2 separate regions of the Homo sapiens genome follow, and region 2 is linked to region 1. A link is a loop called in an ENCODE intact Hi-C map of the cell type or tissue named here. Cell type or tissue: IMR-90. All regions are shown on one strand. Each heading gives the region's core, and the rest is flanking DNA. Links, peaks and the distances in the headings are about the cores only.

What was found. Peaks named below come from ENCODE experiments on the same cell type or tissue, not always from the same donor. Only the 100,000 strongest peaks of a DNase experiment are listed, where the experiment ranks them.
Region 2: it touches region 1 in a loop (7-fold over the local background); 9 of 110 quality-filtered maps call a loop at or near these places.

Annotation. Positions count from the first base shown.
Region 1 is chr9:87,948,152-87,953,528 of GRCh38, forward strand. No RefSeq gene overlaps it. Among named protein-coding and RNA genes, the nearest start is that of CDK20, 24 kb to the right of the region's middle. RefSeq lists an enhancer at 3,487-4,340. In IMR-90, for the core only: a CTCF peak has its summit at 2,796 (motif pointing right); no DNase peak of the experiment used is centred there.
Region 2 is chr9:88,113,064-88,118,440 of GRCh38, forward strand. LOC124902202 (a long non-coding RNA gene) reads right to left here and starts at 401. Exons shown (of 2, transcript XR_007061649.1): 1 at 191-401. LOC124902203 (a long non-coding RNA gene) reads left to right here and starts at 638. Exons shown (of 4, transcript XR_007061650.1): 1 at 638-999; 2 at 4,633-4,678. In IMR-90, for the core only: no CTCF peak of the experiment used is centred there; no DNase peak of the experiment used is centred there; H3K27me3 peaks cover 143 bases.

The DNA.
Region 1 (5,377 bases), core at 299-5,298:
GAGATTGAGACCATCCTAGCCAAGCTGGTGAAACCTTGTCTCTACTAAAAATACAAAAATTAACCAGGCATGGTGGCGGGTGCCTGTAGTCCCAGCTACTCAGGAGGCTGAGGCAGGAGAATCGCTTGAACCTGGGAGTGGCAGTTGCAGTGAGCTGAGATCATGCCACTGTACTCCAGCCTGGGTGACAGAGTGAGACTCTGTCTCAGGAAAAAAAAAAAAAACTTTCTAATTTCCCCTTTGATATCTTTGATTCATGGTTTAATTAGAAGTGTGCTGTTTGATATCCAAGTATTTGGAGATATTCTAGAGATACTGTTATTGATTTTTACTTTGATTTCACAGTGGTCTGCTATATATGATTTAAATCTTTTTAAAATTAATCAAGACTTGTTTTATGGCCAAGAATACAGTCTATCTTGGAAATCTTATTAGTGCATTTTAAAGGAACATATGTTATTGGGTAGAGTATTAATATTACAGCAAGTTTATATATATAGTTTATATATACATAAACTGTATATATATACACATTGATACATATATACACACATATATACATTGATACTATATATATATACACACACATTGATACATTGTGTTTCAATGGTATATGGTAACAGGAAGCAAATTATTAGAATGGTAGAATTAAGCTCAGTTACGTCAATAATATCAAATGTAAATGGCCCATATACATATATATATATATATATAGAGAGAGAGAGAGAGAGAGAGAGAGATGGAGTCTCACTCTGTAGCCCAAGCTGGATTGCAGTGGTGTCATCTTGGCTCACTGTAACCTCTGCCTCAGGGGCTCAAACAATTCTCCTGCCTCAGCCTCTCCAGTATCTGGGACTACAGGCATGCGCCACCACACCCGGCTAATTATTTTGTATTTTTAGTGGAGATGGGGTTTCACCATGTTGCCCTGGGTGGTCTCAAACTTCTGAGCTCAGGTGATCCACCTGCCTCGGCCTCCCAAAGTGCTGGGATTATAGGTGTGAGTCACCGCGCCCAGCCGATAATGTTTCAGTCTTCTATGTTGTCACTGGTTTTCTGTCTATTTTTATTTTATCAGTTATTGAGAAAAAGGTATTGAAATCTCCCCAGTATAACTTTGGATTTTTTAATTTTTTTCTTCTAATCCTATATGTTTTTGCTTCATGTATTTTGAAATTATTAGGTACATAAATATATACAATTGTTATAAACTTTTGATTAGTTGACCCCTTATCATTATGAAATGACTCTCTGTAACCCTGGTAATTGTCTTTTCTCTGATGTCTACTTTGTTACTGATTTAGCCACTATAGCTCCTTTTGCTCAGTGTTACCATGGTATATCATTTTCTGTGTTTTTACTTTTACCTCTTTGCATCTTTATATTTAAAGTGTTTTTCTTATAGGAAGCATAGAGATGAATCTTAATTCTTTATCTAATTGAACAATATCTACCTTTTAATGGGGCTGTTTAGATGGGCCATTTACATTTAATATTATTGACATAACTGAGCTTAATTCTACCATTGTAATAGTTTGCTTCCTGTTTGTCCCATCTTCTGTTCATTCCCATTTCTGTCTTTTTCTGCCTGCTCTTGGAATGAGTAGGGGTTTTTTTTCCAACTTTTATTTTAGATTCAGGGTGTACATACGCAGATTTGTTCCAAAAGTATATAGCGTGATGCTGAGGTTCAGAGTATGATTGACTATTACCCAGGAAGTGAGCATAGTATCCATCAGTTAGCTTTTCAGCCCTTGTTCTCCTCTCTATACCTCATCTCGTGTTCCCCAGTGTCTATTGTTCCTACCTTTATGTCCATTTGTACCTAATGTTTCACTCCCACTTGTAAATGAAAACGTGGTATTTGGTTTTCTGTTTCTGCATTAGTTCACTTAAGATAATGGCCTCCAGCTGCTTCCATGTTGCTGCAAAGGACACAGTTTCATTCTTTTTTATGTCTGCATAGTATTTCATGGTGTATATGTATCACATTTTCTTCATCCAGTCCACTGTTGATGGCCACCTGGGTTGATTCCATGTCTTTACTATTGTGAATAATGCTGCAATGAAGATACGCATGCATGTGTCTTTTTGGTAGAATGGTTTGTTTTCCTTTGGGTATATATCCAGTAATGGGATTGCTAGGTCAAATGGTAGTTCAATTCTTACTTCTTTGAAAAATCTCCAAACTGCTCTCCACAGTGACTGAACTAATTTACATTGCCACCAGTAGCATATAAGCATTCCCTTTTCCCCACAGCCTTGCCAGCATCAGTTGTTTTTTGACTTTTTAATAATAGCTATTCTGACTGTTGTGAGATAGTATCTCATTGTGGTTTTGATTTGGAATTCTCTGATGATTAGTGATGATGCACATTCTTTCATATGTTTGTTAGCTGCTTGTTGAGCTTCCTTGCCACCTAGATTCTGAATTCTCTGTCATTTCAGCCATTTCAATCTGGGGAGCTAGTGTGATCTTTTGGAGGTAAATAGACACTCTGACTTTTTGAATTGCCAGCGTTTTGTACTGATCCTCATCTGAGAGGGCTTATGTTCCTTTGTCTTTTTGAAATTGCTGTCATTGGATGTGGCTTTTTGTTTTTATATGTTTATTTCCATTGAAGGTTTGACTGTGCGGTATGTTGAGTATAGTTGATAGGTTTAGTTTCTAGGTGCTTTCAGAGGGCCAAGGCTTCCTACAGGATCTTTATTTGTGGCTAGACACCTGCATTGGCTTTCACAGGTGATGTGCGCTGAAGGCATTTTCGTTTGGTGGTGTAATTAAAACCATAATCCAGTAGATGGTGCTAAAGTGTAAGGGTCAGCAGATAGGCTCTCAGCCACCTGCCTCCTCTGTATTTTAGCATGTTTGCAGCAGTACTCTTGGGTGGGGGAGACTGAGGAGGGGGCAGTGAGAGATGACCCCCTCACTAAGTGCATTCTCAGGCCTTAGGGAAGCTCCTCCAATCACTGGCATTGCCCCCATGTTTCCTTAGCCCCAAGGGGGGCTCTGGCAGGCTGCGCTCCTGCCTCCCTTAGGGGCAGCCTGAACTGAAGGTTAGGACTCCAGGAGACCTGCAGCTCCCCAAGGGCCCACTGATCCTCTGTGCTTGGCAGAGTCCAAGCAGGCTGTGGGTTATGTCTGCAGGTGTCTGTGGATGCACTGGGTCAAGGGTAGAGGATCCCTGGGGAGGGTGGTGTTGCTGTGGGTGTGCAGCTGGTGTGGCACCTGTGGCCCAGGGTTTTTTGCCCAGCAGATGGCTGTGGGAACCACCCAGCTTGTGCTACCCAGACTGGGTCTCCTAGTGTCTGCCCTGGAGCTGGCCTAGCCAGCTAGTTTTGTCCCAAGCCTTCTGCACTAGATCTTTGGGTTGTTAGGTGCTCTAGGCTTTGGGACACCCTTGGGCAGAGGCTGCAGCTGGCAAATAAGCTGCATCCTTTTTAGACCAGTGTTACAGGGGGAGGCAGGCCTAGCTCCCACACTGTCCCATGAACCTGTGCCGCACTCTTTTCAGTGTTCTGAAAGTGGAGGCTCCTCTCTTGCTCAAGCTCCAGTCACAGATCTCAGCTCAATACTCCTGAGCTATATTCTCACACCCTGGCGGTTTGGGACTGGGCCTGCAGCTTTGTCCTGTTGAGTTGAGCATTGGCTGTGCTGGGGGAGCCAAAGTGTTCCCAGGCAAGGCAGTGGAGGCTGTGCTTTGTGCATGCTCTTGCAGGAGCAGCCAGGCAAAGGCTTTAGGAGGGGCCAGTAGATGCTGAGCAGGGGGCAGGGGGAGTCGGGGGAGGTCAGATGCACCCTGGTCCCACAGGAAAGACAGCCCTGCTCTCTCCTGCCCAGCATTGAGCAGGGGCTAGAGCCACTCGGCGCAAGACGGAGTGCCTTGGAGGATGGGCACCTATGATTGTGTTTTGCTGCAGCTGCCCTGCACACAAAACCTTCTGGCTCCACGCAGGCATGAGCTCTGCCTCTGGTTACTCTCTGGCAGTTCCCCGGGCATGACCCCACTGTGGGGCCATGGCATCTCTTGTGGCTATAGGATCCCAGAAGCCCATGGCAGGAGTGTGTTGCCCATAGTTCCTTCACTCACCCTCCCTTAGGACCTGTTCAGGGCCAGGAGCTGGGCAACTCTATGCAGGGTTCTCAGCTTCCTCCTTCTTTCTGGAATGAGTAATTGTTTTAGCTTTATTTTTATCTCTTTTGTTGGCTTATTAGCTGTAACTGTCTTTTTTATTTTTTGTAGTGGTTGCCCTATGTTTGTTTATACTTCTTCGTCACTAACTTTCTGTAATATTATACTACTTCATGTGATAGCATAAGGACCTTACAATAGTATAGTTCCATTTCTACTCTATTGGCTTTTTTGCTATTATTACAATATATGTTACTTCTACAGATATCATAAACCCCACGATGTATTATTACTATGCTTTAGAAAGTCTTCCAAAGAGAATTGTAAAATAAGAAAACATATATCATTTATATTTACCCACATACTTACTATTTTTAGTGTTCTTTTTTTTTTTGAAATGGAGTCTCACTCTGTCACCAGGTTGGAGTAAAGTAGCACAATCTCGGCTCACTGCAACCTCCACCTCCTGGGTTCAAGGGATTCTCCTGCCTCAGCCTCCAGAGTAGCTGGGACTACAGGTGCATGCCACCACACCCAGCTAATTTTTGTATTTTTTTAGTAGAGACAGGGTTTCACCATGTTGGCCAGGATGGTCTTGATCTTTTGACCTCGTGATCTGCCTGCCTCGGCCTCCCAAAGTGCTGGGATTACAGGCATGAGCCACTGTGCCCGGCTCTAGTATTTTTTTTTTTTTTTTGAGATGGAGTCTCGCTCTTTCGCCCAGGTCGGAGTGCAGTGGCGCTATCTCCGCTCACTGCAAGCTCCGCCTCCCGGGTTCATGCCATTCTCCTGCCTCAGCCTCCCGAGTAGCTGGAACTACAGGCACCTGCCACCGCACCCAGCTAATTTTTTGTATTTTTAGTAGAGACGGGGTTTCACCGCGTTAGCCAGGATGGTCTCGATCTCCTGACCTCCTGATCCGCCCGCCTAGGCCTCCCAAAGTGCTGGGATTACAGGGATGAGCCACCGCACCCGGCCTCTAGTGTTCTTTATTCCTTTGTGAAGATGCATATATCCATATGGCATCCTTTTCCTTCTGCCTGAAGGACTTCTTGTAACATTTCTTATAGGGCACATGTGCTGGTGATTAATTCATTCAGATTTTCCCTTTCTGAAAAAAAGTGATTATCCTTGTCTTTCATTTCTAAAATTAGTTTTTGTTGAGGATATAATTCTAGGTTGACAGTTTGTTTTGTTTTTAATTTTAATACTATAAAGATGGTGCTTTTGTTTTTTTCTAGTTT
Region 2 (5,377 bases), core at 56-5,055, 160 kb after region 1:
CAAAACCTTCCCTCCCTCCCGCTCCCCACCCTGTTTTTCTGCCTCCATGTACCCAAAAACTTTTTTCCCCACCATCTTTTCGCCGCCATCTTTTTGCAACCCCTTCTCCTGCTATCCTTTTTTTCCCCTTGGCATTAACTACCCTCTTTACCCCCCTCCAACTATCCCAAAACTGTTTTCCTTCTTCTACCTCTCCAGCCGCGCCATCTCCATCGCTGCCAACAACCGCAGCGAGGCAAGCCACGCTCCCGCGTCTCCAGCCTCCAGCATACGGCCAGTGACTCCCGATTCCTAGTCCTCTACGCCGGGATGCGACCACCTCGACACGTCAGTACGGGAACCTGAAAAGACCAGATTTCTTTTCAGCATCATTTATATACTGCCGTTATGCCCACGGAGGATCCTGGACTGCATGTTTTGATTGGATGAGAAAAAAACCTCCAGGCTTACTCTGATTGGACTTCATGATCATGTTCTGATTGGATGAGAGCAAGTCTTAACAACCAACCACAGCATGAAAATAAAGTCCAATCAAAGTAGGCCTAGAGGTTTTTCTCTCGTCCAATCAGAACATGTAGTCCAGGAACCGCTTTTGCATAACCTCAGTAGATAAAGCATGCTGAGGTCATGTCAGATCATTTCAAGCTCTTCTGTGTCGAGCTGAGGAGCTGCTCTGTGCCCGGCTTACAGAACTGGAAGGGGGAGCCACCTTCCGCCTGATGGAGGCTGGAGAACGGATGGAACCTGGATCCCTGGAGCCTGGGACACTACCTCGCTGCGGTTGGTGGTGGCCACAGACCAGTAGGAGGGCGGCTGGCAGCGGGAGCTTCTTCTGCCGGGCTGGAGGACTAGGAGAAGGGAGAGGGAACGCCACATGCTGGAGGCTGGAGCCTGTGCCACCGTGGCTCACCTCGATGTGGTTGGTGGCAGCTCGCCTTGCTGTGGTTGGTGGTGACGTCGGAGACTGCAGCTCGGCCACAGTGGTAGAAATGTGTTGGGGTAGGTGAGTGTTCCGGGGCTGCCCTGTACGTCTCTGGGGGCAAGGGTTGGGTGTCCTATTGGGGCTCACTGCTAGAGGCTACACTGCCTGTGGTAGTGGTCTGGTTGGGGGCACTCTCCGGGGTTGCATTGCTGGTGGTGGGGCAGGTTGACTGGCTATCTGGGGCTATGCTGCCCGCGGTGGCAGGAGTGGTGGCGGGAGGCAGGTTGTGTACACTAACGTGTACTGCTGGTGGCTGGGGAAGGGTTAGGGGTGCTATCTTCTGCTGCACTTCCCGCAGCAGGGGGTGGGTTGGGTGGCGTTACCCAGGGCTACAATGCTGGCAGTGGGGGGTGGTTTAGGGGCGTTGTTGGGTGCTGTACTGCCTGTGACTGGGGGGTGCGCCATCAGGAGCTGAACTGCTGGGGTGGAGTGGGGGGAGGCGGGTTTGGGATGCTATCCAGTGCAGCAACACCTGTGGCTGGGTCAGATTGTGGGCACTATCGGATGGTACACTCCCTGCGGTGTGGGGGGAGTGCTTTGGGGGGGAGTATTGGGGTTACATTGCCTGAAACTGTAGGGTGTGTTGGATGTGCTATCTGGGGGCTACACTGCTAGTGGCAGGGGGCAGATTAGGGGTGCTACGGGGGCTACACTGCCAGCGGTGCTGGCGAGCTGAGGAGGTGGCAAAGGCAGCAACAGTAATGGCCTCCTTCTTCCTTCTGGTGGCTTCCAAGTAAGGGATCGTTCTCTTCTTGCCGGACTCCAGACTCTAGAAGGAGATCTTCTCCTGCTTGAGCTAGATTGCACCGCAGGGCCCCCACACCCACTGTGATTTCCCGTCCCGCCCTCATGCTCTGTGTTGCAGAGACCACCTGGGACTACTGGGCAGGGAGTAGTAGGCACCACGGGGGAAGTGGGGGACAGGGCACTGTGGGTGGAGGCGTCAGGAATGGGAACCAGCCCTTGGGTGGGGAGGGCTGGCTGGGTCTGAGTTTCTCCTACTCAGGCTCCCCGAGGAAGGCAGCCCTGGTGGGCCCAGTAATTCCTGGCCGGGTGGACCTGGCCAGGGGCTGGTTTCAGTGAAGGCACTCACTCCCACCCCAGGCCCCAGTTCCTGGCCAGCTCTTGCCAGAAGGAGAGGCTGGACTTTGGAAGGTGGGTGTGAGTGCCTTCAATGAAACTGATCCTTGCCACCCAGTCACCAGTGTGACAAGGTGAGGCTCTAACGGTTCCACTCCCTGAATCCTGTTTTGGGCTTTTCGGGCTTTGCCTGCCCAGCTGCTCCAAGCCAGGCTGAAGGAGGAGAAGGAGGAGTTGCCTGTGGTACGGTTTAGCCTGCAGATGACGTGGTTCTGCAGCTTGCCTCATGTGGTTGGTGGTGGTGATGGAGACTGCAGCTCGATCAGAGCGGTAGGAGGACACCCACGGGGGCCAGGTGGTAGGAGCCTGGTAGGGTGGGCTGGTACATTGAGGGTGACGGTGGTTGTATTGGCATCGGCGCTAGTGGTGGTAGCAGTAGGAAGTCTGGGGGCCAGGAAGGGGGAGTAGGAGCACTGCAGGGCCCATCCCGTTCTGGGGTGGGGAGGAACCTGTGGGTGCTGTAACGAAGGCCTCGGTGGCAGTGGTGGTGGTACACCTAGGGTCTTACTCTACTTGATTGTAGTTTGTCTGTGGTTCACATCACTTTTTTTTTTTTTTTTTTGAGACAGTCTCGCTCTGTTGCCTAGGCTAGAGTACAGTGGCACGATCTCGGCTCACTGCAACCTCCGCCTCCTGGGTTCAAGTGATTCTCCTGCCTCAGCCTCTTGAGTAGCTGGGACTACAGGTGCCCACCACCACACCTGGCTAATTTTTGTATTTTTACTAGAGATGGGATTTCACCATATTTGCCAGGCTGGTCTCAATCTCCTGACCTTGTTATCCACCCGCCTCAGCCTCCCAAAGTGCTGGGATTACAGGGGTGAGCCTCCATGCCCAGCCTATACCACTTCTAAAGTTTCTTTGCATCATCTTAACTCTTTCCACCCATAATCACAAGTGAATGACAACCAAACACTTAATGACATGTAGATATTTATTATTTAATAGAATCCAAAATAAGTGCATTTTATGAATTAAATAAACAAAACACTGAAAGGTTCATTTCCATTTTTCTGTTAAAGGCTTTGTGCTTGGCCAGGTGTGGTGGCTCATGCTTGTAATCCCAGCATTTTGGGAGGCCAAGGCAGGCAGATCACCTGAGGTCAGGAGTTTGAGACCAGCCTGGCCCACATGATGAAACCCTGTCTCTACTAAAACTACAGAAATTAGCCAGGAGTGGTGGCAGGCACATGTAATCCCACACACAGCAACCCCATTACTATACTAGGGGTATACCTCAAGGAAAATAACTCATTGTAACAAAAAGATGCATGCACATGTATGTTCATTGCAGCACTATTCATAATAGCAAAGACATGGAGTCAATCCCGGTGCACCGAAGATAGATTGAAAATCCAAGGTAGATTGGAAAATTCCATATATATACCATGGAATACTGTGCAGCCATGAAAAGAACAAAATCATTTCCTTCGCAGCAACATGGATACAACTGGAATCCACTATCCTAAGCAAACTAACGCAGAAAGAGAAACCAAGTGTCTCGTTTTCACTCATATGTGGGAGCTACACATTAGGTGCACATTGGCATAAACATAGGAACAATAGACACTGGGAAATAAGAACGGGGATGGGCCAGGGTTGAAAAACTACTTCTTGGGTCCTATGCTCACTACCTGTGTGATGGGTTTAATTGTACTCCAAACCTCAGCATCCCTCGATATACCTTTGGAAGAAACTTACACAGGTACCACTTTAATTTAGAATACAAACTAGAAAAAAAAAAGAAAAATTTACTATAAAAAATTTTCTGTAAGTAAATATAAATTTCTTTTTAAGAAAAAATTACTGAAGTAAAAAAATGGATTAAACTTTTACAAAGGACAGAGTTTTGCTAAGAATTTCAAAGCAATGCATTCATTGCAAAATATGACTTTAATTGTTTAACTTTTCTTTTCTTCTTTTTTTGGAGATGGAGTCTCGCTCTGTCACTAGGCTGGAGTGCAGTGGCACGAGCTCAGCTCATTGCAACCTCTGCCTCCTGGGTTCAAGCAATTTTCCTGCCTCAGCCTCCCGAGTGGCTGGGACTACAGACATGCACCACCACACCCAGCTAATTTTTGTATTTTTAGTAGAGTCGAGGTTTCACCATGTTGGCCAGGATGGTCTTGATCTCTTGACCTCATGATCTGCCCGCTTTCGCCTCCCAAAGTGCTAGGATTACAGGCATGAGCCACCGTGCCCGGCCATTATTTAACCTTTGTACTAATAAAACAACACCTTTCTAAAATTATGTATATCCAATAGACCAATATTATCTATTTTTGTCAGATTACTCTAAACAGCATTGCACAGATACATCCTCTATTATCTAAACTTAAAATAAGCAGGAATTTTACTTTATTTATGTGATTACTTTTCTTTTTAAGCAAACTTCATGTTACGTCTAGTCCCTAAAAATACTAAAGGCCACATTTTGTAAGTGATATATTATTCTCATGATAATGTCTCTTGTTTAACTTAAACATTATTATTTTTTTAATGTATTTTAGATGGAGCCGGACTGTGTAGAACAAATAATTACAGAAACAAAGAAAAGTATGTTTCCAAAATTTATTAATTAAATTTAGGTTTATTTTAGTAATAAAGTGTAAATAGCAAATGGCATTCCTTTTCATTATTGGGTTAGTAGATACTACGTTCAGTATCTTTTCCTTACACACATCTAGTGAAAGATGTGAAAACAAAAACTTTCACAGTGAAGAGTATACTCATGTACCATTAATTCATCATGTCCGATAGCTTAAAAAATTCCCAAGAAGTGTATCCATCTCTTTTTTACTGGCTCTACAATTTCTTCACTTTTGCCATCCTCATGGAACTGTCAGCCAGCACGTTGAAAGGATTCTCTGAAAACAAAGTCATCATCAGGTTCTCTGGGTTTTGGTGGAGTTGAAGACCAACAGACCTCAGACTCATTTAGAAATACTTAGTTGAGGAAAAACCCTTCATAAGCAGTGGCTTGACAGGTGACATTTTAAATCTCCTGTCATTTACTGTGCCATTGGCTTACATCTGTTCTCAGGAAAAGTTCCAAAATTTTCACCATGAAATAAAAACACCTGTGTCAATGTAATTCTTGTCAGGTTACTCAGCCTTATCTCTCGCCGCTTACTGCACTCTGCCCTTTGCTCTAGCACCAAAGTGGGCGGAGTAGAACTCTGTAGGGCTCTTCCTCACCTCAGGCTCTTTGCCTTCGCCTCGTCTCTCTATCTGGCAAGCTTTTCCTTGTCCTTC